2 separate regions of the Homo sapiens genome follow, and region 1 is linked to region 2. A link is an interaction called in ENCODE POLR2A ChIA-PET data of the cell type or tissue named here. Cell type or tissue: OCI-LY7. All regions are shown on one strand. Each heading gives the region's core, and the rest is flanking DNA. Links, peaks and the distances in the headings are about the cores only.

What was found. Peaks named below come from ENCODE experiments on the same cell type or tissue, not always from the same donor. Only the 100,000 strongest peaks of a DNase experiment are listed, where the experiment ranks them.
Region 1: POLR2A ChIA-PET joins it to region 2 with 6 read pairs; 2 of 35 experiments call an interaction of 5 or more read pairs at or near these places.

Annotation. Positions count from the first base shown.
Region 1 is chr1:86,821,196-86,836,999 of GRCh38, forward strand. LOC105378831 (a long non-coding RNA gene) reads right to left here and starts at 4,714. Exons shown (of 3, transcript XR_947561.2): 1 at 4,676-4,714; 2 at 1,617-1,814; 3 at 326-489. RefSeq lists an enhancer at 12,568-12,717. In OCI-LY7, for the core only: no CTCF peak of the experiment used is centred there; DNase peaks (open chromatin) are centred at 6,534 and 7,846; H3K4me3 peaks cover 2,089 bases; H3K27ac peaks cover 2,909 bases.
Region 2 is chr1:86,747,965-86,763,768 of GRCh38, forward strand. It overlaps SH3GLB1 (SH3 domain containing GRB2 like, endophilin B1), which reads left to right. Exons shown (of 9, transcript NM_016009.5): 9 at 1-220. Among named protein-coding and RNA genes, the nearest start is that of SH3GLB1, 51 kb to the left of the region's middle. RefSeq lists enhancers at 5,845-5,904, 7,576-8,076. In OCI-LY7, for the core only: CTCF peaks have their summits at 5,947 (motif pointing left) and 6,151; DNase peaks (open chromatin) are centred at 5,927 and 7,777; H3K27ac peaks cover 273 bases.

The DNA of each region.
Region 1 (15,804 bases), core at 5,791-9,790, 75 kb after region 2:
CTGTTGCCCAGGCTGGAGTGCAGTGGTGCGATCTTGGCTCACTGCAACCTCCACCTCCCAAGTTCAAACGATTCTCCCTCCTCAGCCTCCCGGGTAGCTGGGACTACAGGCATGTGCCACCATGCCCAGCTAATTTTTTGTATTTTTAGTAGAGATGGGGTTTCACCATGTTAGCCAGGATGGTCTTGATCTCCTGACCTCATGATCCACCCACTTTGGCCTCCCAAAGTGCTGGGATTACAGGCGTGAGCCACCACGCCCAGCCAGTGATTAGGTTTTAAGATATAAATTTGGGGAGGATACAAACACTCAGTCCATAAAAATGTCTAATGATATCTTGTAACTCATGTCATATTATTTAGTTGTCTTGATAAATTTTTATTCAATACCCATAATTTCTACAAAGCTAGTGTATTTCCAGTTCCATAGATGAAGATAAACTTCCATCTCCAATCTCCATCTTCTTTTAAGCTTTTATTTCAGTTGTACCTGGGAGTAATAGAAATGGCTCTTAACTCATTCTTCCCTGAAAATAATGGACAAACAGTAGTTTTGCCACTATGTCAATGACATATATTCTCTGTGTGTATGTGTGTGTGCATGTGTATGTGTGTGTAGCTAGAACTTAAAAAGCAGTTAGTATCAGCCATCCTAGGGGCTTCACCTTGATGTTGCCTCAGGGGTAAGTACTGTTGCTCCATTTAGTAGTTGGGGAAACTGAAGCTCAGATGATTTTGACTTGCTCAAGGTCACATAGCTAGGAAGAGGTCACACTGAGGCACAGACCAGGTCTGATTCCAAAGTCATGCTCTTAACCACTGGATATACTGCTGCCTCATTTCCCACAGCAGTGGTCAGCAGCCTCTTAAGAAGAAAGAGACTAAGGAGGATCAAAGATAAAGGATAGCATAACAAATAGAAGAGGTTGACAGACAGCATTTTTAAGATTGGGGGAGTGTAGAAAAACATTTCCCACATGTAAAACTATAAAACGACTTTCTGCATATTAAGCCTTGTACAAATAGTTTTGTGACAGCAGTGACTGATGGAAAACACATTAACATGGAGAACAAGCAGCAAGTTAATCTGAATTTTAAAGAGGCTTTTTTTCTGACAGATCAGAATCATCTTATAAATTTTTAAGAAATGTGAATAGTGTCTGACATGAATGATTAAAGGGGAACTATTTAGTATTGCAAAATGAATTAAATCTCTAAAATGTCTCCGCGCAATTATGGGTAGAGGCAAAACTGTTAAAACTGGAGTGATAAATTGGGAAATTGTCACTTCCAAAAAGAAAAGGAAAAATCTGAAAGTTATCCTTCTGCAAACAAAATGCTCTTAATGGGGATGGGCCCAGAAGGCAGGGGTCTAAGCCTTAAGGGTAGGCATTGATAGGATGTGCAGCCCGAGCCTCCTAACAGGCACTGTGGTCCGGCAGAGGGAAGGCAACAGCATCGTGACTGGTACCATGGCTTCCTCTTTCTCTTTCTCCTCCCCTGACTCCAGCTGTGCTCTTCCTTCTAGACATGCAATTTCTGTTGAGCACATTCACCGCTTCTCACAGGTGTGATGGCTCCATCATCATACATTTAATAGTTTTCCAAAATCAATACCTCTTCAACATAGTGCTTTTGAAGTCATAGTTCTCCACTGAAAAGTACTCATGATGGTCCGTACTTGATAATAACTTCACCCACCAGGGAACATATTATAAAGTGGGCTTGAGAGCATGGTTATAACACACGGTGTCCATTTTCTTCATCTGCAGCTAATTCTATGGTGGAAATACTGCTGACACCAAGAACTTCATTCTGTAATTTAGAATAGAAAAAAAATCCCGACTATCCGTATTTCTTAGGAAAGCATTTTAGGAAGGAACATAGGGTTTATTCACAGTTCTGAACTCATTGTGAGGGGCAAAAATTACAGATATTTGTTAATGTCATAATTTTTCTTTCCTCAAATGGTTATTCTTCATGGACGTGAATTTACTCAAATATTTGATGGAAAAGGAAATTGCGGTATTTCAGGCTGACAGTTTGAAGGAGTCTGGGAACTGGAGGGTTTGAATTCAACTCTAGTGAAATAAATGCCATGGTGGTTGATTGGGAGAGTGTTTAAAACCTTCTCACACTGATTACCTCTTGTTGTCCTCTCCCAGATACCTCTCTGAAGATAGAGCTTGTCCAATTTTGGATGGATGGTTTAACAAATTATCAACTAGCTACATAGTAGGAAGCCATTCAAAAGGAAGATGCAGATAAGCAGTTTTCAAGCCTTTTTAAACCAGCTAAAAATCTTCTGCAGAACCCAAAATCACAGAGGAAAGTAAAGAGAACGGCTTTGCTGTAATCCAAGAGGGGGACCTGAAACGCTGTCCATGTGTTCTCTTGGGTGTGGGCCAGACACTTCCATATCCCAAGTTCTCTGGAGCACAGTTTAAAAACCATATTATATGTCAACATGTAATCAATGGTTTTCTGTAGATGATGAAATTAATCTTTCTTTCATTTTTTTCTCTCTGTATTTTTTTAAATTTCCACAAAAATGTATTTTTATAAATAGCAGAAAATAACAATTGTTTTCAAGTGACATATATAAGGAAGCCGAAAAAAGTATAGAACTCAGCTTTCTGACTCTTACTGGGGAACAAATAAGTGACAAAATAAAGTGATCCATTTTGGGTTATGTGAGAACAGAGGATTGTAGGAGAGAGATATTTGGTCTTTCCTAATTCAAAGGCTCATGTTTACTTTTCCTTCACCTGGAGATAGCAGGGATTAACAGATGTTTATTTTAACTCTGCCCTAGACACCCTGCAATAGCTCCCAGCAGATACAGTGGCCAAATCTGCTCTCCCACTGTTTAAGATTGAAGAACAAGACTGACTTCATTTTGGGAACTCGGGGGGCTCTTGTTACTTAACCTAATGGGCACTGAGGGTGGTCACTTTTGAGAGAATGATGTAAATTACCTGCAGCATTTCTACCTGAAACCTGTTCCACCCTTTCTTTTTCTAACATGCCATCATCTCCTTTTAAACTCTGAATCTCTGCCAGCTCCTTTGTTCAAGTGCTTCTTATTCCAGTGCTGTTTCCTAGGCTGGCTTTCCAGTCTTCCTGATTTCCCAGCAGGCTACAGCCAGACCACATCTATCATTTGATGGAGTTTACACTGACAGTGAGTTCAAAGTCAGTGTAAGGCTGGGCGCAGTGGCCCATGCCTGTAATCCCAGCACTTTGGGGGGCTGAGGTGGGCAGATCACGAGGTCAGGAGTTCAAGACCAGCCTGGCCAACATAGTGAAACCCTGTCTCTACTAAAAATACAAAAATTAGCCAGACATGGTGGTGCACACCTGTAGTCCCAGCTACTCGGGAGGCTGAGGCAGAAGAATCACTTGAACCTGGGAGGTGGAGGTTGCAGTGAGCTGAGATCATGCCACCGCACTCCAGTCTGGGTGACAGAGTGAGACTCTGTCTTGGGGGAAAAGAAAAAAAAGTCAGTGTGATGGGGTGATCCCAAGAGCAAATAACCTACTAGTTATAAAAGTACCTGCTTTGGAGTCAAGCAGTCAGACAAAAATCCCTGCTCTGCCATTTCTATGCTGCATGACTTGTGCCAAATTACTTAATCTCTCTAAGACTCAAGTTTTTCATTTAAAAAATAAAAATAATAAATAAAACCTGCCTCACAGCATTGTGTCACAGGCTTGCTGTGAGAATTAAATGAAATCATTTATGTAGAACACTTGTCACAACTTGTGGCATATTTTTTAAGAATTCAAATGATAGCTATTAATTATTATTATTATTATATGCTTAATATTTCTATTCTAGATTCTGGAACAAGTGAGGTGATGATGGTGGGGAGGAAAAGATCATGGACTTGTCCAGGAGACCTCAGTTCTACTTGCTCAACCTCTGTGCTGTGAAGTGAAGCTACTGTACTAGGTGAGGATCTCACCAGACAGGGTCGCAGTAAGACACAGATGGTGAACTTAATGGGTGAATTAAAAGGAGTGTAATCAAGAGATTATGTACAGAGGTGTGGACAGGGTTAAGGGAGACCATGAAGCATCCAGGGATTCACATCAGCAAGGAGCCATTGCCACCCTTGATCCCCACCTGAAAGGAACAAGGGTAGGGAATGGTGTTACTAGAAGCTGGTGAGAGTTGGAGCCCTGGAAGAGAGCCAGCCCACAAGAGCTGTAGTTATGGAGGAATTCAGGCACTACAAAAATCCTAGCCCAGCAGGCAAAAGCAAAGGAATATATTCCAGATTTGTCTCTCCTCTGACCACTAATCACTGCTGGTATCTCGCTAGTTAAATCCATCAGAAAACCATAGTATGTGGAAGTCAGCGTGCTGCACAGGGCAGGGCAGAGAAGGGAGGGAGAGTAGGCACAGAGAGTAACCAGCCTGGCAGATTTATGATTCTGAAAGTCTCAGAGAGTCTGCTACACTGGCCTGGTCATCCTGGCCTGGAGGAATGTGTTAAATAGGTGCAATGGCTCAGCAATAGATGCCCTAACTCCTCCCAGGAAAAGTGAGAACCCAAATTGCTGATCTTAGGTTGGGAAATGGAGAGCTCAGATATACCTTGGGATGTGAACTATGGCTCTAAGAATGATCTGAGAGGCAGCTTCAAAAAAGCAAAACCTAAATTACAAACCAGGCAGATGATCCAAAAGAGGTGTCAGGCTGAAGGAGCTGCGTAGAGATAGAATTCTGGGAAAAGGATAATGCAGAACCCTCAAGTAACTAGTGATTGATGATGACGTTTGGAATACAAGTATGGGGCTGGGACTGGGGACTTTCTGAGACACTAAAGTGCATTCGTCAGAGCTCTTCCAGGGCCTCTGTGGTTCAGGAATAGAATGGTATGCAATTCATTTGCTCATTAATTAATTACTTAATTCAACAAGTATGTAATTTTTTAAATTGAGATGGGGGTTGGGGTCTCACTATGTTGCCCAGGCTGGACTTGAACTCCTAGGCTCCAAGCAATCCTCCCACCTCAGCGTCCTGAGAAGCTGGGATTTTTAAGTGTGTACCACCATGCCTGGCTCCAACAAGCATGTACTGAATTATCTTGTCTGTGCTAGGCAGGGGGCCAGGTGCTAAGGCTAGAACAATCAAAAAAACACAAACCCTGTCCTGAAGGAGCTCAACTAGATGATTCCTCAAATAGGGTCAACAGCCAATCACAACACAGTATGTATGATGAGTGGTCCTGAGGGATCACAGAAGAGGGACACAACACTAGTCTGGGTGGGTAAGGAGAGCTTCTCAAGGAAGGGACCTCTATACTGACCCTGAATGCTGAATTAGCCAGAGAGGACAGGGTCAGAGAGGGAGGTGGGAACAGCTGGAGGAAGCTCCCATGTATTTAGGGGACTGCTAACAGTTCAGTAAAGTTAAGTGGGAAGTGATGAAAGTTGAGGCTGGAGGGGTAGGCAGAGGCAGATCCTAATAAGCATTCTTTGTCAGGGTGAAGACACTGAAGTCAAAGGACAGGGGAGTGACATGATCAGATTTGAATTTTAGAAAAATCATTCTGGTTCCGGTGTGAAGGGCAGAGAAAGGAAGGCTGGGCACAAAAGACAGGGAGACCAGTAAAAAAGATGTTTCAACTACCTGAGAGAGAAACCATGATGTTTAGGTGTCCCTGAACCAGGTAGCACCAGTGGACATGAGTGAACAGACTCAGACACATTTAGTGGAAGAACTGGCCAGGCTAGGTGACTGTCAGGATATCAGGATGAGAAAGAGGGAGAACTCTAGTTTGGTCACTGGGTTGCTGCTAATGCCAGTCACTGAGAGTCAAGCCACAGATGAATGAGGCACAGCTGGGTAGAGGGCAATGTGGGGACAGTTTGATAAAGATGTATCTCTCTTTTTAGTGAGTCAGCATGCTTTATATGACTGAGAATAAATCATTAAACAGATTACACTTCATGCTATATTCTGAAAGTTTGTATTACCCCAAAATTCATATGTTGAAATGTAATCCCCCATGCAAAAATGACTGACATTATTAAGAGGTGGGATCTTTAGGAGGAGTTTAGATCATGAGAGTGGAGTCTTCATGAATGGGATTAGTGCCCTTATAAAAAGAGGCCCAAGGGAGCTTGCTGGCCCCTTCCACCATGTAAGAATACAATGAGAAGGTGCCATCGATAAAGAGGTGGGCCCTCATCAGACACCAAATCTGCTAGAGCCTTGATTTTGGACTTCCCAGCCTCCAGAACTGTGAGAAATAAACTTCTGTTGTTTATAAGCCACCTAGTTTATAGTATTTTTGTCATAGTAGCCCAAACATACTAAGATACTTCATAAATGTGTTAATGGTATTGCTGGGCTGGGGTCAGGCAAGTGTCCCCATCCTATAAGATTGGGAAACACTGAATTAAATGAAGCTAAACAGTTTTTGTTATCTCAGAACTTCTCAGAGTCATTAATAGCCTAGGGCCTTTGATGTCCTAAACAGGATATCACTTGCTGTATTTATCAAATCTATTTTAGCCCCATCCCCCCACACCACCACACAACACCTATTTATATCCCTTGTAAATGTATTTCTCAGAATGGTGTTACTTAAAGTGTAGCCCAAAGACCAGCTTCAGTGTGCAAACTATTATAGTCTATGACAAGGTAAGTACAGAAATTGAGACTGTTTAGAAAATTTTAATAGCAATTTTGTGTCTTTGAATCTAATAAAAAATCTAGGTTTGTATGTTGTGTCTGCTTTTTCATCTTATCTTTCTAGTGAGTTATTTCTTTGCTAACTGACATTTTTGTAAAATACAAAGGATTGAAAGTTAAAAGCAATAACGACCACACACACACACACACACACACACACACACAAAAAACCAAAGCTCATCCTTTACCACTGGTAGTTTGAGTGTCTCAGAAGACCCTATGGAAACATGCTAGCTCAGTAGCTCTCAAACTTGGCTACCTGTTTTCATATCCTGAGGAACTTATACAGATCCTGGGTTCCACCCCTGGAGAGTATGACGTAATTCATCTGGGAAGCAGCCTGGCACTGGGATTTGGAAAGATCCCTAGACGATTCTAATGTGTACCCAGGTTGAGAATCAGTGTGGCTCAAGGGAAAGCTCAGGTTCCAGGGTATTCTTGGTTGTACTCTCACACACCTGGACAAGGATCAAGGGGGAGTTGGGAGGTGTGGGGTGGGCCCTGGCTGCACAGAGGAATCATCAGGACTCTTTAAAATGGACTTAGGCCTGGGCCCCTCCTAAACCAATGAGATCAGAATCTTTGCTCATAGTTTCTGGGCACTGGTATTTTAAAGAAATGATTCTAGATCATTCCTAAGGCAGTCAGGGTTGAGAACGATTGGATTAGGAAGTCTAGTTGCAGATGGGACAGTGTGAAAGTAATCACAATAAAAATGGAGTCACTAATTTTTTTAAAAAAAACCTTGACAGGCCGGGTGAGGTGGTTCACACTTGTAATCCCAGCACTTTGGGAGGCTGAGGCAGGTAGATCACAAAGTCAGGAGTTCGAGACCAGCCTGGCCAACAGGGTGAAACTCCATCTCTACTAAAAATACAAAAATTAGCCAGGTGTGGTGGCGCGTGCCTGTAGTCCCAGCTCCTCAGGTGGCTGAGGCAGAAGAATTGCTTGAACCTGGCAGGTGGAGGTTGCAGTGAGCCAAGATTGCACCACTGCACTCCAGCCTGGGCGACAGAGCGAGACTCCATCTCAAAAAAAAAAAAAAAAAAAAAAAAACCTTGACAAGAAGCAAAAAGGCATGGCTCTTTATGCCTGAAGTTGTAGCCTTTGTGCTGAGCAATCACTTTCAGCCCTTGTGAAAGCTGTGTTTCGGCACGTTCCATTACTTCCTAATGTGTCCTCTGAAAGAGTCTAGCTGTTTATTTCCATCAGTCACTGAAACGGACGCCTTTTACTTGGGGAAAGCACAAATGCATTAGGACTTTGTGTCTAAGAGAGAAAAAGAGAGAGGAAAGGGGAAACACATGTAGTGTAAAGACTGGCTCTGACATTTGCTGGTAGAAGTTGGGGGCAAATGATTACAGCTATTTAACAAAAATTTGTAGGAGAGTGATGGGACAGGCCTGGAAGCAACTGAATATGCCCATTTTGTTGCCACGCTGCTAAGTATGATAACAGTGATTTCTCACAACGAAACTCTGGAACATACCATTGTCTTGCCTATGTGACTGTTATGGTCTGAATGCTTGTGACCTCCCCAAATTTGTATGTTGAAACCTAGTCCCCAGTGTGGTAGTATTAAGAGGTGGGGTATGTGGGAGGTGATTAGGTCATGAGGGCGAGTCCTCACCAGTGGGATTGGTGCCTTGTGAAAGAGGCCTGAGGGAGCTTGTGTGTCCTTCCTGCCATGTAAGGACACAACTATTAATAGAAAGCACAAACTGTGGAGCAGAGAAACCTCACCAGACAGCATATCTGCTAGAAACTTGATTGTGGACTTAGCCTCTAGAACTGTAAGCAATACATTTTACTGTTTATAAACGGCTCAGTCTAGGGCATCTTTTGTTATAGCAACATGAGTGGACTAAGACATTAGCCAACATCAATTTTACCAAATGCTACAGGACAGTAATATTTGAAATTGTCTTGAAATACAGCTTGGTATTGAAATTCTTAGTTCAAAAAAATCTATTTTAAACAATATGAAACTCCAAAACCAAAGAAATATTTAATAACAACAAAAGCTCAGTAAGTAAGATCTCTTTACCCCAGGGCACTCAGCCTTAGAGAACATAAAAAGGTGTCATAGTTTGGTTTCTAGTCTGGAAAGCTCACAGACTATTTGGACTATGTAAATACTAGTAATTGTTTATGTCTGTTGTGTTATAAACTGTTCAATAGTTGTAATTTTGCTATTGCTGTTTTACACAACCTAATCATTTATCCAAAACCTCAAGTACTTACAATGTGCTAGGCGTAAAGAGCAATTGTGTTAGGCCCTGGGTTTCAATCCATAAATGAGCAAAGCAGGCATGGTTGTTACCTTCATGGAGTTTTTCTTTTAGTGGAGAAAATAACCATCAAACAAAGAATTTATTACGATAGTGGTAAGAGGTCCATTAAAAATATACGTGACTGGGCTGGGTGTGATGCCTCACGCCTGTAATCCCAATGCTTTGGGAGGCCGAGGTGGACGGATCATGAGGTCAGGAGATTGAGACCATCCTGGCAAACATCGTGAAATGCTGTCTCTACCAAAAATACAAAAATTAGCTGGGCATTGTGGTGCGCACCTGTAATCCCAGCTACTCAGGAGGCTGAGGCAGGAGAATCGCTTGAACACGGGAGATGGAGGTTGCAGTGAGCCAAGATTGTGCCATTGCACTCCAGCCTGGGCGGCAGGGCAAGACTCCATCTCAAAAAAAAAAAAAAAAAACAAAAAAAACCTATGTGATTGGCCAAGTGCAATGGCTCATTCCTGTAATCCCAGCTGCTTGGGAGGCTGAGGTGGAAGGACCACTTGAGCTCAGGAGTTTGAGGCTGCAATGAGCTATGATCACACCACGGTACCCCAGCCTGGGTGACAGAGCAAGACCCCATCTCTAAAACTCTAAGAAAGTAAAAACTAGGCCAGGTGTGGTGGCTCATGCCTGGAATCCCAGCACTTTGAATTCTAGGCCGAGGTGGGCGGGTCATGAGGTCAAGAGTTCGAGACCAGCCTGGCCAACATGGTGAAGCCCCGTCTCTACTAAAAGTACAAAAATTAGCCGGACATGGTGGCGGGCGCTTGTAGTCCCAGCTTCTCAGGAGGCTGAGGCAGGAGAATTGCTTGAACCTGGGAGGCGGAGGTTGCAGTGAGCCGAGATCATGCCACTGCACTCCAGGCTGAGTGACAGAGCAAGACTCCGTCTCAAGAAAAAAAAAAGAAAGAAAGTAAAAACTACAGAAGTACATGATCATCTCTTTCCTTTCCTTCCCTTAGAAAAAAACTATTGCCTCCCTTTCTCCTTCTCCCTCCCTCTCTCCCTTCCTCCCTTCCTTCATTCCTCAAAAAGCCATTAGGTAGGCCCAAACAAGGCAGGCAGAGTGGAGGAGACAGGCCTGAGCCGGGATAGCCTATATAAGAAGGAACAGTAGTCCAGCAGGGCCAAAGAGATCAGCTAGAGGCCAGGCGCAGTGGTTCATGCCTATAATTCCAACACGGGAGGTCGAGGCGGGCAGATCACTTGAAATCAGGAGTTTGAGACCAGCCTGGCCAACATGGTGAAAACCTGTCTCCACCAAAAAGTACAAAAATTAGCCAGGCATGGTGGTGTGCACCTGTAGTCCCCAGCTACTTGGGAGGCTGAGGCAGGAGAATCGCTAGAACCCAGGAGGCAGAGGTTGCAGTGAGTTGAGATCATGCCACTGCACTCCAGCCTGAGCAACAGAGTGAGACTCTGTCTCAAAAAAAAAAAAAAAAAAAAAAAGAGAAAGAGAGAGACAGAGAAGATAGGCTACACACAGGAAGATTGGACACATACGTAAATATATCAAAGGTTAATCTAAACCAGATTTCTCACAAGGGAAGCATAAATATGGAAAGAAGAAAACTTGAACAAACCCTTGGGTGTTGAATTGAAATTGGAGGTATTGAAGTTCTTGGTTTTCAATATGTACAAATAGAGAAATAGAGATGTAAATGTGTGTGCATATACATGCATGTATTTTCCAGCTCTGTCAACTGAAAGGAACTGGGAGCAATGAGTACACCTACTACCCAGATGTTGGTTTGCAAACCCCTCTCTCCACCAAAAGGAACCAGGCCTCCTTGGAGAAATGGCTGATTCCAGGATTGGGGCAGGGAAATTACAAGATGAGTCTAGACTATCTATCTTTTTATGGCCAAAAATAAGGAGGTGTTCAAGCAAGATGAGGACATGTTAAAAGGACACAAAAGGCAGCTTGAAGGGGCTCCCACTGGTCAAATCTGCAACAATTCATACATCAAAAAATGCCAGTAGTAATAAAGCATAATCTATTGAACTAAATAAGAAACCCATGAGTCCACATTGGTATAAATAAATGAATTATTCCATAAAGGGGGAGGAGAGAAACTTCCTTTGTGTATTAGAAAGCCTACTAATAAATGTAAAAGGAGTTATAGAGTTAGAAAATCACCATTTGGCATCAGTAATAATTATAGCAACAATTAGGCAGGAAGCATCAAAGGATGCTAAAACTTACGTGTGAAAGTGGGGTAAGTAACAGGAATTTCCACAGTCTCAAAGTTGCTGAGGAGCAGAATCATAGCCCCTCAAAGATGTCTCCATTCAAATCCCCAGAACCTGTGAACAGGACAAGAGAGACTTTGCAGGTGTGAGTAAATTAATGATCTGGAGATGGGGAAGTTGTTCAGGTGGGTCTGATGTAATCACAGGGGTCCTTGTGAGTGAAAGACAGTAGCAACAGAATCAGAGAAGGAGATGAGATGATGAAAACAGGAGTCAGAGTCTGAGAAAGATTTGAAGATGCAACACTGCTGGCTTTGAGGATGGAGGAAGGGGCCAAGGAATAGAAGCTGGAGGAAACAAGGAAACAGATTCTCTTCTAGAGCCTCCAGAAGGAACGCAGCCCTGCTGACACCTTGCTTGTAGCCCAGTGGGACTCCTTTCAGACTTATGACCTTCAGAACTGTAAGATTATTAAAATTGTGTTGTTTTAAGTCACTAAGTTTGTGGTAATTTGTTGCAAAAACAATAGGAGACTAACACCATTACAAAAGAAAAAAAGTAAGTTTACAGTGGAGAAATCTTGACAGATACTATCTTAGTGAAAGTAACCAAAATTAACACCATCAGAAACAGTCCAATAAGGGTGTACTACCAGATAAGATAGTACAATCTTATTGTATGCAATGAAAAGACACAGCATCTGTTATATTTTAACCAAAAAATGCGTAATGAAAAGACACAGCATCTGTTATATTTTAACCAAAAAATGCCTAAACTGAGGCATAAGACAACATCAGACAAGCCCAAATTGAGAGACATTTTACAAAATGCCTGGCATGTAACTTTTTAAAATGTCAAAGTTATGAAGGTCAAGGATAGGGTGGCAATTTACAGATTGAAAGATACTAAAAACAAACAAAAAAAATGACAACTGGAGCAATGTATGACCCTGGACTGATTCTTTGCTACAAAGGAGCTGCTGAGGCAACTGAAAAAATTTAAATTGATACTGGGAGACGGATCAAGGGGAATTCTTTGTACTATTCTTATAATTTTTCTGTGTAGAACTGTTTCCAAAAAAAAATTTTAAGTGGATGATTGTCATGGTAATACGAGTCTTGCGCAAGCCTAATGGATAAAGGATGTCAGAGGATTGGTGGGAGATGGGCAGGGAGTATGAAACGTGAGGCTGGACAAGATAGCACATTTGTAGGATGGAGATAATGGCCTGAGAGTGTTTCTGATTTGACCGGTGAGGCCCTTGTTCCTGAATGGAAATTAGGCTGGAGCCAGCTTTGCCTGAGTCCCTGCGCAGTCAGAGCCTCATTTAGAAACTTGGAAAACATCAACGTGATGATTATTTTAACTTAATATGGCCAGCAGATGGCAGCAGGCAACTCAGGGAAAGAACAAGAGCGAGAGACCTGGAGATGGGAGGCCCTTGGTTGCTGCTTCAGCTCAGCCAGGAGAGAGCAAAGGCCGGCTGGCTCATTGAGTTGTTGGCCATCTTTGAATTAAAGGGTTCCTGCCAGGCAACAGAACCTCTGACGGCCCAACCTCACCCCCTGGACATCATGGCGGAAAGAGGAGGACTGAGAGAAATGTCTTCATTGTGTTTTAAAGAAAGAAACGCTTACTTTTTCCTAGTAATATAAAAAAGAAAAAGATAAGACATCATTTAATGGAACCTGAATTAGATGCGTCGAGAGACCCAAACATTAAGAACAGAAAGAGCTGGATTCACGAGTCATGGGGCCCAAAATGGCATCAAGTATTTCTGAGGCCGGGCGCAGTGGCTCACGCCTGTAATCCCAGCACTTTGGGAGGCCGAGGTGGGCGGATCACAAGGTCAGGAGATCGAGACCATCCTGGCTAACACGGTGAAACCTCGTCTCTACTAAAAATACAAAAAAAATTAACTGGGCGTGGTGGCGAGTGCCTGTAGTCCCAGCTACTCGGGAGGCTGAGACAGGAGAATGGCGTGAACCCGGGAGGCGGAGCTTGCAGTGAGCCGAGGTCACGCCACTGCACTCCAGCCTGGGAGACAGAGCAAGACTCCATCTCAAAAAAAAAAAAAAAAAAGTATTTCTGACAATGATAATAAAAATAGAGCCTCAGTTTATTTACCTGTAAAATGGGAACAGAGTATTTTGCAAATCAGATGAGTCAATATATGCAGAGTTTTTTATAATTTTTTTTTTGAAACAGGGTCTCACTCTGTCATCCAGGCTTTAGAGAGTTTAGAATAGTGACTGGCATGTGGTCAGTACTTAATAAAAATTACCTGCAATTATTATTATTTACTGAACACTTACTGTGGCCCAGGCATTCAGTTAAGTGTTTTATGTATGTTATATTATTTATTCCTTACAACAGTCTTTTACTATATATTTTATTAACTCAATTTAAAAATTTCAGACTCAGAAAATTTAAATAATTTACACATGTACCGAATGCCTATTAGGGACACTGTGCATTCAGTAGGAATAAGGACAGACATGGTCCCTGTCCTCCTGTAACAACCATCTGTCTAGTTGAGGGTCATATAGCTAGCCAGAGTACAGTCAGAATTTGAACCCCGGTCTCTCTAATTCAAAAGCCTTGCTCCTCTTTGGCTGCCTTCCATAATAAAAAGAGTGAATTGGCCGGGCGCAGTGGCTCACGCCTGTAATCCCAGCACTTTGGGAGGCCGAGGTGGGCAGATAACGAGGTCAGAAGATTGAGACCATCCTGGCCAACATGGTGAAACCCTGTCTCCACTAAAAATACAAAAATTAGCTGAGCATGGTGGCGTGTGCCTCTAATCTCAGTTACTCAGGAGGCTGAGGCAGGAGAATCACTTGAACCAAGGAGTTGGAGGTTGCGGTGAGCCAAGATTGCGCCATTGCACTCCAGCCTGGCGACAGAGCGAGACTCTGTCTCAAAAAAAAGTGAACTTTTACGGAATACCCATTGTGTGCCAGGAACTTTACATACTATGTAGTTTACATATTCCCCAACCAATGAAATAAGAATTATTGTCACCACCATTATACATATGAGGGGATATTCAGTGACTTGCCCAAAGACCATGCCACTAAGGAGCAAGCACAAATACGTTATGTATTTGAAGTCCATGCTCTTTCCATGGCAACACACTCTAGATGCTTCCTAGGGTTAGAAGGGATCTGCACCAGCATCATCCTCATTCTGTCCACAAGTTACATCAAAGTCCAACCCAGGCGGGTCATGCAATCAAAAAGATATCTTGGTAGTAAGGATCCTCTGAGATCTTCAGATTCAACTCTTTGAGCAACTTTTTTTTTTTTTTTTTTTGAGACAGAGCTTTGCTCTTATTGCCCAGACTGGAGTACAATTGTGCAATCTCGGCTCACCGCAACCTCCGCCTCCTGGGTTCAAGTGATTCTCCTGCCTCAGCCTCCTGAGTTAGCTAGGATTACAGGCATGTGCCACCTCACCCGGCTAATTTTGTATTTTTAATAGAGACGGGGTTTCTCCATGTTGGTCAGGCTGGTCTCGAACTCCCAACCTCAGGTGATCTGCCTGCCTTGGCCTCCCAAACTGCTGGGATTACCCACGTGAGCTGCCGCGCCTGTCCTGAGCAACGTATTTTAAAGTAGACACAGAAATCCCTATCAAAACTGGCACAGCAAACAAAGGGAATGTATTGGTTAAAGTAATAATTGGTTGATTGATGAAATACTCAAGGAATACTTCAGCTTCAGAAATGTCTTCATTAGGAACGAATTTCTCACTCTATCATTGGATGTCTTTCTTCTGTGCTGGCTCCATTCGCAGTCCATTAGAAAGAGAATTCTCGCAGCTGAGTTCTAACTCAATCTTTGCCACATTCAAACACAAGTCTTGGGTCTGATTCTCATTGGTCTAAATTGGGTCACCTGCTCATCACTGAACCAATCACTTTGGCCAATTAGGGCCTACCCTTGAAGCTGAAGATTGTCAACCTCTCTCACACCTGATGAGATTTAACAGCAGGGAGGGGTTATTCTCCAAATACAATTTGGGGCATCTTTCTACTCAAAGAATGAATGATTGTGGTGGTTGGATGACAAAAACAGCAGATGTCTCCCACACCTACATTCTAATCAAACTGAACTATTTTGTAGCGTCTGAGGCACATTCTCTACTTTCCTTCTGGCAGGCTGTTGGTCACATTCTTCTCTTGATTAGTACACATTGTTCTCTTGGAACACTTGATCTCCCCCTTCCAATATTTCCCAAACAATCCTCTCTGGCCTTCACAATTTAAATACTATCTCCTTATTTCCAATGGATATAATCCCTTCTTTCTCTGAGTATGAACACCTCTCACAGTTCTCTTATCTTCCCATTATATTTTAGTTATTTATATAAATATAAATAATCTTAAATTTTGAGTTAGATTCCTTATGTTAATGAAGAAGATGCTTATAATCTACAGAGGAAAGAATTATATTTAGAAATTTTAATCAATGGCAAAGATGAATACCTTAGTGAGTTCCTTAAAATCTACATCAGTAGACTCCAAATGAATGAGAATTTACTATAACTAGAGACAGATTACATTTTAACAGTAAAATTTATTTTCAGATTAACTGAAGTT
Region 2 (15,804 bases), core at 3,848-7,847:
CTTTTCTGTGCATTTATAGATATTTTTAATGGGATCAAAGTGTACATACTGTTTTGTAACTTTTTTTCACTCAACAATACCATGACTGTCTTGCTGTGTCAAGTATATTTCTACATCTCTTAATGGCTGCATGATATTCCATCATATGTGCCACATTTTATTAAACTACTGTTCAATTTTTAGGTTTCCAACTTTCATTAATAAAGTGCTTTAAAGAACATTGTGTTGCTAAATCTCGTATGTGTTCATATTTTCTCACGATAAATGCTTTGAAGTGGAATTGCTAGTGAAGAGGGTATGCCAGTTTTTAAAAGCTTTTGTTACTGCCATGTTGCCCCCTAGAAAACTCTAAGCAATTTATACTTTTATCAGCAGTATATGAGAGAATACTGTTTCTTTTGGAGGGCTTCCAACTAGAATGTTCTTGGAGTCTTTGGTTTAAAAATAAAGGGTAAGAGGGAGATAAAAAGATCCTGCAAAATTAAAGTCCAGTCTTAAATGTTTCTTAAATTATGACATTCATTTACTGTTCTTCCCTCTTTATCATATATTTTGTATTACTTTGGAAATGTTTGTAGTACTAGTTGCCTCTTGCTTTTATTCAGTCTCCTGGAAGCATTATTACCTTTCTGACATTTGCAAAGACAGTAGAAGAACAATCTTAAGTAGACTTGAATCTTGAGGTATCTTTGATGCAGGTGTACTGTTGATGGATTTAGGGAATGTAGCCGTAGTGGGGAAAGTAGGATTTTGGAAGGTAGGCAGAACAGTGGCTCTCCCACTTGTTTTCCTGGCCTTTTGTCAGTCATTAAACCTCTCCCACTTTGAGCCTGCTTACTCATCTCTAGAATTAGAATACTATAAACCTACCTTGTAGCATTGAAAGGATTAACCATATTATGAAGAGTGGCTGGCACCTAGTGGATAATATTATGGCTTACTAGGATTTATAGATGAGCATGTTAGAGCATTTGCTATTGTCAACCTCTGGAGTAAATATCACTGCCATTGCCAAAGAAAATCTTCCTTGAAAGCTGTCACAGTGAATGAGCATTGTCTTGTATATCCTTATACCTACGCAATCCTCATTCTTATGGAATCTGGCTCATTTTTTCCAGTCAGGTATTCAAGTAATGTAACCAGATAAAACTCTCAGACAAGATGTACAGTGGAAGATTTCAACATTACCATGCTTAACAACAGTGTACGAAAGTGGTAATCACAGTCTTTTTAAGTGGTAAACCTTGCCAAACTGCCCCTTCTGATACTCCCCCACCCTTGGCCCACAGCTGATCTCAGTGCTTCGGGGGGCTGTACCTCTATGTGAGAGCCTGACATAGGACAGGTGACTCAGCTCAGTAACAGTATTGTTAATTAGCTAAGTCTCAGTAGCATCTCCAGGACTGGAGATCACAGAATTGATTCATCCATAGTGAGAGAAATGTATTTAAAGAAGTATCTGAATTATAAAAGTTGCTCAGCAGTATTCAAAAAGATAGATGTCCCAGGGTTGAGCTGCAGTCATCATAGCAAAACCCCACAGACCAACCCATTTTAATATTTGGATGAACCATAATAAATTTAAATTAACATCTGTTGATTATAACTCAAACTGCTCAACCAATAAAGAATGAGTAGTAAGAGGACTTAAGGGGGTTGTAAGTAAGGAAGGCTATACAGGAAGCTTCAGGCTTACGAGAACAAGACGAATAGCTAATTGGAGGTGAGATGGACTACCATTATAAGCAACTTTTCTGAGAGTCTGATGCACCAGGGTTTAGGGCACATGTTTCTGCTCAGTCTCATGTTCTAGTAAAGTTCTCTGAAGCTTGAGCTGTAGTAGGCAGTTCCCAACAACCAGGCATTTTGATACCTGCTTGCCTTTTCTATGTATTTTCTTGTGTTCAGCTTCACCTGAAGATCCTCATTTGTCAAGAATAAGCTCAAACTCTCATTCCTCCATGAAGAGATTCTGGATTCCGCAGGCAGAATTGCATACACACACACAACTATCACATGCATTTTGCCTTGGATCACAATTACTTGCCAACTTGAAGGACAGGATTTTGTGTCCCCTGACACCTAGCACACCTAAAGCTGAGTTTTGGCAAGCTCATAGCTTGCTTGCAGCATTGTATTTGCAAAAAAATCTATTAATGATTCAAATTTGGTGCTATTATGTGTATTTGCCCTAAGAAACATTGGCTGTTTAGGACACCAATATTACAGAAAGCACATATCTACTTTTCTTGGAGAGTAATCCCCAGAATCTATCATCATGGTTATTACTTCATTGGCTCTGGTTAATTTTACGGTGCTCATCACTGACTCATACTTTACAAAACAGTAATTTGTTACAGCATGGACTTTTGCTGGCCACATCTATACTTCAAATTTAGGGTCAGTCACATCAAGGTTGGATGGGGGTATTTCCATTGTTGAGCTTTTCTATATAGATGTCTTCTGTAAAATGGGCTAAATTTCCTTCCTTTCTCCTTTTCTCTGCCTCTTTTCCACCCTTCCTTTTTTCCATTTCTATACATTCTCCCTCTCCCTTCTTTCAAAAAATTTACATGAGAAAATGTATAATAGAAGATCTTGATCAATTGATATTTGTGAATGACAAATCTGACCCAGATTTCTGAGAACCAAAGAAAGATGTATGATCTGGCTTCAGATTGACTGTTCACATATAGAAACATGCTGGTTGCTCAGGAGACAGCTACTCATAAAGAAGCACTCATAAAGAGAGCACTGAGACATCAACACCAAAGCGGAGTTAAGAGGCCACAGTGCTGGCACTGATTCATGGATTAAATTGTACATGACTGCTGCATTGAAGTTTTCATCAAACTGAGAGTATAAATGGGCACAAAATTATTCACATTAACACCCTGAAACACAATGTCGCTGAGCCGTGGCCTGTCCGATCATCAGCAAGTGGAGGATTCCCCTCGCCTGTGTATGTTTTAGAATCTCCAGAGACACATCCACAGTCAATCCTCTTCTTTCTACCTGCTAGTGAAGACAGGCCTTCTATCCCAGCTCACACTCCTAACCTAATTGCCTCAGAAACTTTCTGCGGTCACTGCCAGTGAATCTGAGGTTTAGCATGCTGAAAGTCGGTAAAATGGGAAGGTCACCACTGGCATCTGATAGCCCATTCTACAGAAGTGGGTATGGAATGCCTGCAATAAGGTTGCTCATCAAGATTCAAAATCTTACCTCAGTTACATGATAGAGTTTTCCTCACTGATACAACAGGGGCCCACTGCCTAGGCAACCACGTGGTGACAAGTATGTTACCCAGACGTTGTGTTTCTTGCTGACCTCTAACCCACCCCCTTCTTCAATGCTACCTACAGCCCACAGTGCTTGGCTCACTGCTGCCTCAGACAGAGAGGAAAGTCAGAGTTCTATGGCATGATGAGAGCCATTTCTTCCCTATTAGCACTCAATCGCAGGCTTCCCAGAAAGCACAGCTCTCTTTTAAGTACAAGAGCTCTTTAAATTTACACACACAAAGCCAGTTCTCCCAGGAGAAAGCCCTCACCAGATTGTCTGGTGAAGATAAATTCCACTGTTGGACACTTTGCAGTCCTGGAACCAAGGCTCCCCTTTGTCCCATAGCTCCCCTTGGTGTCAGGGAGCTGCTCACCTGTCTATTTCTACCTTCATGATAAAGTCCCTTTTAAGGGCCGTATTACTTTATCCCACACTCTGGCATTGATTAGTACCATCTCATGGCATCCATATGCTTCAATATATTTGGACCCCAGTGTTAGGAGCAATAGAGTCCTACTCTATTCCTGAACTATAAAATGTTACTATTCAGCCCAGACAGAATGTTTTATTGCAAAACCACCTAGCACAGAAATTGACTATAGACTTTGGAATCAAAAAAGCAAATTTTCAAATCTCAACTCTACCACCTTATTAACTGTGTGTTCAGTAAGTGACACAACCTGAACCTGTTTCTTCATCTACAAAGTACAGATTAAAATGCTTACCTCCTAGGTTTGTAGCAAACAGTACTTCTCAGACCAGCAGCATCAGCATCACCTAGAAATTTATTAGACATGCAGTCTCGGGCCGCTGCTGAATCAGAAACCCTAAGGATGGGTCAAAGCAATTTGCGTTTTAACAAGCCCTCGGGTGATTTGATGCATGCCAAAGTGGGCGAAACACCAGTTGCAAGGATTAAAAGAAATAATGCACATAAGGGCTGGACTCAGTAACTGGCATACAGTAAATACTTAACAATTTCTAACTACTATTTTGTCACTATTACAATTTTTAAAGTAATGAATGAACTACACACTTTTCAGGCAAAGTTTCGTATATATTTCTCATAACAAAGCTTTTCATAGACATTTGGCAGCTGAAGGCTGGAGGTTAAGATCTCAAGAATATGGAGTACAAATCCTTATATTTTAACCAATCATGTAGAAAATGAGTTTAAATTCTTTTCACTAAAAATTGACTGAAATCTATATAGAAAGTCACTCCATTTCTGAAAGAAAAAACAGTACTTGGAGAAAGGGTCAAGATTTTTCTCAGAAAACAGTCAAGGTCTGCTTCTACACATGGAAAAATGGGACAATTGAAGCTTCAATAATGGAGCTTCCAGCCCCATTATTGCCACAGCAACTGCCACATCATAGAATATCACCATGATCATATTCACCTGAAGTTTTTCAAAGCATATGCTTCCAATTGCATGGTGTGATTATAAAACAATTTCTATCATATACTCATAAAATGACCAGCTTTATTTCATGTAACTTCCTGATGAATGCCTCAAGATAAATTTGTGTTATAATAACCCTAGGAAACTAAATGAATTTACCTTCTACCCAGGCTGTTTGAATGTAAATCAATTACATGTTACAGAAGACTGAAATGATAGTGGTTTTATAATCGTCCACAAGCCATTCTTTCTGAGAGCATTTACCTAGCAAGTCCAGTAGAAATTAAATTTGTGGTTGCGTACCTTCAAGCAAATTGTTCACTTAATTTCTCAGCCCCACAGATTTTTTTATCTGTAAAATAAAAGGATTAAACCAGATGATCTCTAAGGTCCATCTAGCTCTTGCTTCCTAACATGTTCTAAACAAGCCAAAGTTGTTCATGTTTTAATAATAACTAATGTTAAACCCACAATTATGAATTAACTTGAACAGCATACACATTTCTACTGGCAGCTCGTTGATGGGGTTGTTTTCTTTATATTTTAGAGTATAAAGCTCTTCAGTCTGAGCTTTCTACAAAAGGCTGAATAACACCTTGTGAGAAATTCTTTAGAAATCCCTCTCTACCTGGACTGACTTAGACCTCAAAAGGACCAACTCTGTGCTCAGACATTCTAGTGAATTCTAATGAGTATATATGAACAGTGGCACTCACAGTCTTAGGCATCATTGGGCTTTTACATCCCCTTGAAAAAGTTGCTAACACTTATTGAGCACTTTATGTGCTTTACCTTCTTTAAACCTGGCAAGAAAGTATACTTTCCCCCATTCTACAGACGAGAAAACAGAATTTAGAAAGCCACACAACTAGAAAAATGGCAAAGAAGTCTCATTGCTTGCCTTCCCAACTCCAAAGCCCAAGCTCTTAATCAGTGTGGAACACAGACACCTATTTTTGGAATGTGCCCCCTACATATGGTCAATGGTCCATTATTTCCTGCACTCTTCCCAGGTTAGTACTTTTCTTGGGGCAGAAAAAGTATTGCTCTTAACATAAAGCAGCTATAAACTGCTGCTTAACCAACTAAAGAAACCTACAAAGGTCATCAAGCCAAGCAGGGAGCTGCCAGTGCCATCACTGCCACAGCTGAAAGTGCAGAGAAATCAGTGTTGGTTTAAGTCAGGGCTTCTCAAAGTGCAGGTCCTGGAATCTGTCAGGGGTGGGACTCTGCCATCTTGTGGTTCAATAAGCTCTCCAGATGATTCTGATGCACATGTTTGAGAGCCACTTGTTTACATATAGCAGAGAAACCACCTGTCTCTCACCTCAAAGCTGACTCACCTGCAGAAACAATGAAAGATGATAATGACAGCCCCCCCAAAATACCTCCAAGCTATCAAATGAAACTAAAATGTAATATCATTTTACTGACTCTATCCAATAAATAGACCACTCATTAATGAGTAATTTGGTAAGCACGTGAACATGCTCAGGATATAATTTTTCCAGGAACAGGGAAAAGAGTCCATGGATTGGAAGTTTATTTTGAAATTCAGCTGTAAGGGAATACGTTCTATGTATCTGTCTTTTATCAAGGTAAGACAGCAATATAATTTTATTGTTTCTTTCTAGCCAGTGTCTCAGTTTCCACTGAGGGGTTTATATGCCCTATTCAGCAGGACAAGAGCACATTATTTTAAAAATAGATGCCAATCATTGGCATTTACCACATGCCAGTCACTGTGTGGGGTGCTTTACACATTCTCTAATTTCATTCCTGCAACAATGCTGCGAGGTAGAGATTGTCCTTCCTCTGCAGATGAGAAAACCAAAGTTTAGATAGAGACATTAAGTGTAAATCTGCTAAGCTCATTTCAAGACTCCTGAATCTCTAGAGAAAATAGATTTCCTGAGTAACATCTCCCTTTTCTTCTTTCTCTCGATGCTAATGCAACATTCCTTTACCCCAAGACTGCCAGGCACAGGAAGCCAGTGCTCTAGACCTTCCTTCATGGCCCATTCCCACTTTTCCTTTGACTCCCAGCATGAGCCCACTCTAGCTAATTTTAACACCATTTTCTGCAAACTTGAGGTCCCCAACACCCGGATAGCTGAGCTAGGTGGGCTGCTGAGACTAAAGGATCTATGGGTCCTGGGGGAGGAAAAGAATGCCCCTGGAGGGAAAAGGAAGAAGGGCAGTAGGTAGCAGAAGGCGTGGCTTGGATGGGGGAAATGTGTCAACAGTGATACTGACCATGAACACACTGAACAACTAGCAAAGAGAATGGCTGAAAATATGACTGCTCAATGGAGGAACTAAGGAAAATATAGTCATATTTGTAAATAGTTTATCATTTCTGTTTCACTGCCATACAGCACAACAACTAGGATGCATATTATTAAATGGGTTGGATTAACTTTGTGGGTTTGGATTATTTTGCTGGAATAGTGACTTCTTTACTACTGTGACAATGCTATACTACAGAGTTTGCTGAACACACAGCACAGCTGTCTGTTCACTGCTTCAGAATTGGAGAGACCACTGGTCATATCTATATTTCCCTAGTTTGGAGAACATATATCCATACATTCCAATGCAAAATGCAAAAACAATGACCTGAGTTTGGTAATAGATCCAGAAACTTGTTAAGCTCTTATCAGCCATGTGTCTGTATTAAAAACCACCTGGGCCAGGCGCGGTGGCGCACGCCTGTAATCTCAGCACTTTGGGGGGCCGAGGTGGGCGGATCACGAGGTCAGGAGATCGAAACAATCCTGGCTAACACGGTGAAACCCTGTCCCTACTAAAAATACAAAAAATTAGCCGGGCGTGGTGGCGGGCACCTGTAGTCCCAGCTACGGGGGAGGCTGAGGCAGGAGAATGGCATGAACCCGGGAGGCGGAGCTGGCAGTGAGCCAAGACCGCGCCACTGCACTCCAGCCTAGGCGACAGAGTGAGACTCCGTCTCGGAAAAACAAAAAAAAAAAACAAAAACAAAAACAAAACCACCTGGCTGCAGTTGAAAGATCACCTTCTATTTGCGGTCATTCACTATATTTGCGGTAACTTCACATCACTGATCACAGGAACTACAGTAATGGGCAGGGTGGCTGAGCAGGGATTCCTTTGCCTGTCTTCCCCAGTCCGTTCCCCAGTTCCTCTCTCCCAAAAGTCCTATCAACAGAGACCTTGCAACTTGAGGCAAAAAGTGAAAGAATAATAGCTGCAGTAACTTAAGTACTTGCTGCATACAAGGCGCTGTGCTTAAAGTGATTTACATTCATTATCTCATTTTAACAACCTGAGAGGTAGGTATGACTCTTATCTGCGTTTTACAAAAGGGGAAGTGAAGGCTCTTAAATCACATAGCCTGGTAGAGTGGTAGAGCCTGGGCTTTGACCCAGGGCTCCCTAACTCCAAAACACTTGCTCTCAATGTCTACAGAGGACTCCCCAATGCACTATTATACCATTTAACTTGGCTAATGGCCAGTGTTTAAAATGGATAGGAGCAGAGACTTATCCTATCTATAACCAAGGTAGAGTGCAGCCTCTGAAATACAGCTGAGCAAACAACTCAAGCACAGTTTGATGTTCCTGCCCAGTGGGTGCTATTCCAGGAACTGATATCCCTTCCCTCATGTTCCTTAAACATATGTGACACCCACTATTATGGTATTGACAATGGGCTGAGAACCCCCTTCTCAGTGTAAGCAGGGACTCTTTCTAACCTCTCCCTGGTATAGGAAATGAGCACCTCTTCCATTCTGTCTCCAGTCTACTTAGCTCTGTCAGTAACTTGTCCAAAGCTTCTTTGGAAACTCAGTTGATTGGAAAACAGAGTACATTTTATATAATATAAATGGTGATGAGGCTCTTAGGTCAGTGCACCAAAGCCTACTTAATCTGCAATGTGCCTGAAAATTGATGGTGCAGCCGAACCCAGAACAGTGCAGAGTTGTTGAAGACCCCTAAATTTCTCCAAGCCCAGGCTTTTTTATGCTCCTCTAGTTCCAGGGCAGTAACCAGCATGTAGTAGGAAATAATACTAGCTCGTGTTTTTTGAGCACTTACAATGTGCTTGACGGCACTGTACACCCATGATCCCATTGGACCCCCAAGGCAGCTCTAGGCAGTAAGCACAATTGTTAGCCTCAAGTAACTGAGGCGTAGAGAAGTTAAGTGACTTCCCAAGGTCACAGAGGTGACAAGTGATGGAGGATTAGAACCCAGGCAGTCTGGATCCAAAGTCAGTGTGACCAACCACCTGTGGGCCTTTAGTTGCCTGAAAGCGGGGAAGAGGACCCGAGGCTGGGCTGAGGCTCTGCTGTGTAGTCAGCTCCCACAATGCACACATGGAAATCACACACACAAGCAGGTGGGGAGTGGGCTGGACAGGAGGTCTGGTGAATCCCTCCACAAAGGTGAGGGAGAATATGACAGAGACATCCACACAAGCTTCGGTGCCTCTAGAAGAGGAGGAGGTCCGTGAACAGGAAGGTGTCCGTGGGGTGGGCCAGGGAGAAGACAGAGCTGCTTGGACTGGAGAACAAACAGCTTGCTCCATTCTCCACAGTTTCTACTGCTGCTTTGAGGCATGACCTTGGGCAAGTTCGTCCCCTTCTGCGTAATAGTTCCCACCTCTAGAGTCTTTGTGCGGATTAAGTGAAATAACTCACTTTGCACGGTGCCTGGTGCCCACTCACTGAGAACATCCTCTTGTGATTAGGACCATTATCATTACATCAGAATGTCATTTGACTCTGAACACAGCCAAAGCCCACGAAAAAGCCTTTCGCAATTGGCCTTGCTAAGACAGGCTTGAGGGTAAGGAGGTTTTGCCCCCTACACTGGACACAGCGCTGAAAGGCAGCCGCAGGACCCCACCTCCCTTGCCTCTGCTGATGAGGGCCGTAGTTCCAGTTTCCTTTCCCTGCCAAGCCCTTACCAGCACCACCAACAAGAGGCGTAATAAACTGGCTTGAGTCCCACCTCTTCATTTCCGCTTCTCTACTCTCAGCAGCTAGGGCTAAGAAGCTGTGAAATGAAGGAATGCCCGTTGGCAAGAAGAAAATAGTCACCAAGCCAAGCAGGCCCTGAATAATCAGGCTGCAGAACCGGCCATAATTTACTATAAAACAGTCTCTACTGGTGACGAGTGGTGGGGCAAGAACAGAGGAGAGAAAACAGATGCCCCTTGAAGTTTTTCACCAAAAATCTAATAAGCCATGACTTATGAATGCGATGGTGTTTTGCAATCCACACTGCAATTCTTCACAATGTCTAGGTCCACAGCCAGCTCTCTGTGCTGAGAGGAAGGTTGCTATCTATACTACCACTGGCAAAACAAAAACAAACAAAACTAAAGGCAAGATGGTTGGGTCCTAAACTTAACACTTAGTTTCCCCATTTCTGTTATATATTAGCTGAGGAGGCATTTGGAAGACCCCACAAAGACATTATATGTAAATCAATAACAATTTTTGTTTTATGTTCAAACCATGAACACTGACTAGCTAATTTTCATGGCATCCCTATAAGTGAGTTTTATGATCCTGCTCCAGTTCAATTCTTCTTCAATACTATAATCAGCTTAGATGATTTTTTCATGTATTTCCATAAAATGATTTTTGCCAGCACCTTACATTTTCATCAGATTTTCTTGTCGTAGCTGGATACGGCTGGCACAGACAGTTAAGTGTTGTGAAATGGAGCGGACTGACAAGGATGGAGAATCAAACAAGGCATTGGCATGGGCCAACGTGGAGGGCTGCAGGGAGCAGGCAAGGGGGCATGACCTGGCTAGAAGTGCCTGGGAGAACAGCCTAGTGTTTGTCAGCACAATCTACAAAAGCAATAGCATAGATTAAAAAGCAGGAGCCCAAGCAAGGGTCTTAATAGCTGAGGATATAGGACATTTGACCGCTGTAGAGGATTGTCTCCAAAAAGTGGGTAGACACACCCCTTACTCTTACCTCTATGAGAGGAGTGTCCTTGGCTGCCCCATTGATGGTGGGCTCGGCTACATGCCTTGCTTGGTCCTATGGGATGTTGGGATGTTAGTAGGCATGATAAGCAGAGGCCTGTAATGTGTTTGCACAGTGGGGCTTGCCCTCTTGGGCTTCTGCCAGCACCATGAGAAATGTCCGCCCTGGTAGCACTAGTTCAAACAGGATGAGAGACCTGTGGAGCAGACCTGGATCACACTCACAGCTCAGAGCAAGCCCAGGTAAACACATTTATCAAGCATATTTTTAATGACTTCTTATCCTTCTAGTTGCAACTTACATGTCACTGTCTCAGAGGTCCCTGCCCTGACTCTCCTCCGGGCTAAATTATGCCCCTGTGTTAATTGTGTTTCAATGAAAGAAAATAATTAATTAGGAAGAAATTATTTGCTTATATGTTTGTTTCTTCCATTAAATTACATTCCTTGAAAGCAAGGAGCATATCTTATATGCTTAATATATTCTAGGGATTGTGCTAGAGTTCAATGAAGTCTATTAGGCTCTTAGTAAATATTTGTAGAATGAAATATAGAAAGCACTCCTGGAGGATGAGGCCACAACTACTACAGTGGTGACACAGAGCTCTTCTCTCAAGGAGCTTTGCATCTACAGGGCCAGACCATCAGCCACTGCACAGTGATAGGCTAGAGCTACTTAAATCCTTTCTCCCTGTGGTCAGAATTGACCTGAGAGACTGAGACAAGGTGTCCAGTTAGCTATTGCCATGGAACAAATTTTGACGAAATTTAGTAGCATCAAAGAACAATTACTATCTCTCAAGGTTTCTGTGGATCAGGAATTTGGAAAGAACTTGGCTGGGGCCGTTCTGGTTCAGCGTTTCTCATGAGGTTGTAGTCAGGTGGCAGCTGGAGAAGCTGGAGGCTGGCCATACATCTCTTTATTCTTGTAATCTGAGGGCTACTTCCTGTGGTCTCTCTGCACAGGTGAGTTGAGCTTCCCCCTAGCATGGCAGCCTCAGGGTAGTTGGACCATGTTCATGGTGGCACAGGACTCAAGTGCAGGTTTTAACAGCAAGCAAAGTGGAAGTTGTATCACCTTTTTCTTTTTAATGTGGTTAAAAACACATAACATTATCTGGGTGCGGTGGCTCACACCTGTAATCCCAGCACTTTGGGAGGCTGAGGTGGGCAGACCACCTGAGGTCAGGAGTTCAAGGCCAGCCTGGCCAACATGGTGAAACCCTGTCTCTACTAAAAATGCAAAACTAGCTGGGCATGGTGGTGGGCGCCTGTAATCCCAGCTACTCAGGAGGCTGAGGCAGGAGAATCGCTTGAACCCAGGAGGCAGAAGTTGCAGTGAGCTGAGATCATTCCACTGTACTCTAGGCTGGGTGACAGAGCGAGACTCCACCTAAAAAAAAAAAAATAATAAAAATCTTCCATCTTAACCATGTTTTAGTGTATGATTCACTAGTGTTATGTACGTTGACATTGTTATGCACCCAATCTCCAGAAATTTTACATCTTGCAAAACTGAAACTCTATGCACATTAAACAACAACTCCCCATTTTCCTCTCTCCTGAGCCCCTGGAAAACAGTGTTCTACTTTCTGTTTTTATGTATTTGACTACTTTAGATACTTCATACGAGCAGAATCATGCAGCATCTGTCATTCTGTGACTGGTCCACTTCATCCAACACAATGTCCCTGAGGTTCACACATGCTGCAGCACATGACAGGATATCCTTCCTTTTGAAGGCTGAATAGTATTCCATTGTGTGTATATGCCATATTTTCTTTATCTATTCATCTGTTGATGGACATTTGGGGTGCTTCCACCTGTTGACTATTGTGAATAATACTGCTATGAATATAGGTGTGCAAATATCTGTTCAATTCTTTGCTTGTTGCATCACTTTTTATGACAGCCTCAGAAGTCACAAAATAATACTGCTTTCAATGTCAGAAACCCACCCACATTTTAAGTGAGGGAGCATAGATCCCACCTCTTGATGAGAGGCACATCAAAGCCACATTATAAGAGGAGCATGTGGAGTAGGAGATATTGTTACAGCCATCTTTGGAAAATACAACCTTCCATGCAAGGATCCAGCTAGAAATGGAAGGGAGCAGAGGGAGAGATTAGGGAAGTGTTGTCAACCATCAGAGGTTGGCATTCAGACATCTGCCATACCAATGAAGGTCATGGCAAAGACCTTGCTGGCCACCAGCCTGCATCCTGTACAAAATAACACTCCACCACTTTCTATCTCCTTACCCTGCTTTATTCTTCATAGCACTTACCTTCCCCTCGGTACTTAATTGTTCAATTGCTTATTATATGTCCCTCTCCACTAGAACATAAATTCCAAAAGAACAGGGACTTTGTCTTTTTGTTTGCTGCCATACACCAGAGTCTAGCATGGCAGCTGACACAGGGTAGGCACTCAGTAAAATTTCATTAAATGAATGAATGGATTCAAGAAAGATGAAAATTTGATTTGAGTTCTGTGTTATAAAGTGGAATCAGGGTCATCTGGTGTAGTCAGACAAACCTGCACGTAACTCCTAGTCTCAACCCTTACTGTCTGTGTGGTCTTCAAGGAGCTATTTAAGAAGAGAAAAGGGTGGGTAGCAAGGTAGCTGATGCTGAAACTCATCATCAGTATAGTCACAGCCAACAGAAACATGGGGTCAAGTGACAGAATATTGACCAAGGGACCCCTCAGAACCTATGAAGTCCACCTCCCTCATTCAGCGGAGAAGAAAGCTGAGGCCCAGGGAAGTGAAGATTCCTACCCAAGACCACACAGAGGCAAGACTAAAACTTGGGGTCCCAAGTCCTCCGACTCATCAAATGATTGGGTCCATCAGAACTCAAAGTTGCAAATGATAGAAATGTATCCCAATAACTAGGCTAGGCACAAGGAGAAGTCTCAGCCCCACCCATGTTTTCTCATGAGTGTGGCAGATGCCCTTGTTGCCCTGCATCTCATCCCGTCACCCACACCTGCAGCTGTGATGGATAGTGTCACTTCAAGTGTACCCTGACTGTTCTTCCACCACAAGACTTTCTCAAAAGGCACAGGAGCCCACTCAGCCCACAATCATGTTCAGCCAGAGAGAGAGAGTGTAGTCAAAGCCCCCAGGGACAACTCTCAACCACAGAAAAACAGGAGCCATTAGGCAAATGCCCCAACCTTCTCTCCTATGGGTGGACAATTCTGGAGGCTTCAATGGTCCCTGCAGAGTTGAGCCCCTTTAGCCTAGAGCAGTGACCTTGACAATGCACACTTGATTGACTGTTTCCTTTTCCTTGTGCACTCTCCCTGTCCCCTCACACCTGCTTGCTGGGATCACCTCACAAATAACTACCTTCCTCTGTAAATCCTTGACTTGGGCTCTGCTTTAGGAGAAACCTAAACTAAGAGGTCAGTCTATTGGTGATGTAGCAAAAAATTGAATATGTCTTAGTTATGCAGATATTGATCTTTAGGGATAGGTACAGAAGGTAGAGGTTAACTGAGATAACATAAATAGTGCCTAGTCCCTAATGCCTAACCATCATAGATGCTTACTCAATGTTACCATAGTTTATCTATTCTAAGACACACCCTGTCTTTCACATTTCAACATTTCTAAAAACAAGATATACCTTAAAACCAGTGATATCTTACAACTATAATTGGCAGGTTTTTTTTGTTTATTGGGGATATATAAATATTGGATGCATCTTGCAATCATTGTCATTTTAGAGTCTTAGGTATTTTACAGTTCTCACTCAGTTTCTTCCTACCCCGTGAGTCAGGGAAAGGAAATGAATTGTCAAAGTACGAAGGCAATACGTGGAACAGAGCTAGTCAAGAGACCCATATTTCCCTAAAACATGATAAACCTGAAAATCCCCCAGCCAAGAGGGAAAGAGACTGGGAGAGTCTAAAGGTCATGCAGGTAGATGTTGAGATTCCGCTCCAAGCAAATCAACAGAGACTGCGTTTCATTCATCCTTAGCACCTGAGCACCTGGCTCAAGGCAGAGTCTTGCAAATGTTTGTGTACAGAAACAAAGTGAGTGGGATGCCGAGGTGGTCTGTCCTGCCCATCCCGGAAGCTCACATAGGAGGTGGAACAGGTAGGGCAAAGAACGGGGGGTAACTTTGGAACATCAGGAATATCAATGTGCTGGTCCAACTAAAGAGAGTGAGCCAGCCCGTCGGTACGGCCTCTCACACTGGGGAGGGGCTCTCACTTGAATGGGTACATGCTGGGGGCTACAGACCCCACAGGGCATAGCTAACTTGCATTCGCTTCATCGCCTACCCTTTTTTCTCACTTCATATGGCTCTGAGAGCTCCCCACACAGGGCTCCCAGTGCCTTTCTCTTTCTCCTCCTGTTTGCAGTCTTTTCGCCTCACAGGTTTATCTGACGAGCACAAGCACTTTGGAGCCTGGCCTTTATAACTTTTTTCTTCCATCAGCACTTAGTCACTCTGGGTCCCATCTGTTTAGGCTAAGACCACTCTATAACAAACCCGATGGATGCATCTGGCATTCAGGGTTGATAATGAGTTATCCCTGTGAAGAACCTTTATATCTTAGGGACTTTCTTTTTTTTTTTTTTTTTTTTTGAGACGGAGTCTCACTCTGGCGCCCAGGCTGGAGTGCAGTGGCATAATCTCTGCTCACTGCAAGCTCCACCTCCCGGGTTCACGCCATTCTCCTGCCTCAGCCACCTGAGTAGCTGGGACTACAGGCACCCACCACCACGCCCGACTAATTTTTTGTATTTTTAGAAGAGACGGGGTTTCACTGTGTTAGCCAGGATGGTCTCGATCTCCTGACCTCGTGATCCACCCGCCTTGGCATCCCAAAGTGCTGGGATTACAGGTATGAGCCACCGCGCCCCGCAGTATCTTAGGGACTTTCTATGCCTTAAGTTCATAATGACAAACATATACTAAGTATTCCGTAGTGAACTCACGGGGGCACTGTGGAACATTTTAAATTTTTTCAGGGGAAGCCCAGACACATCTGTCAGACCCTAAACAAATACTACTATTAAGTTATTTGGACTTACTTAATAAACAGAAGTGTTAGATATTTCTTTTGGCTTTTTTCATGAAAAAAGTGTTGAGACACTAAA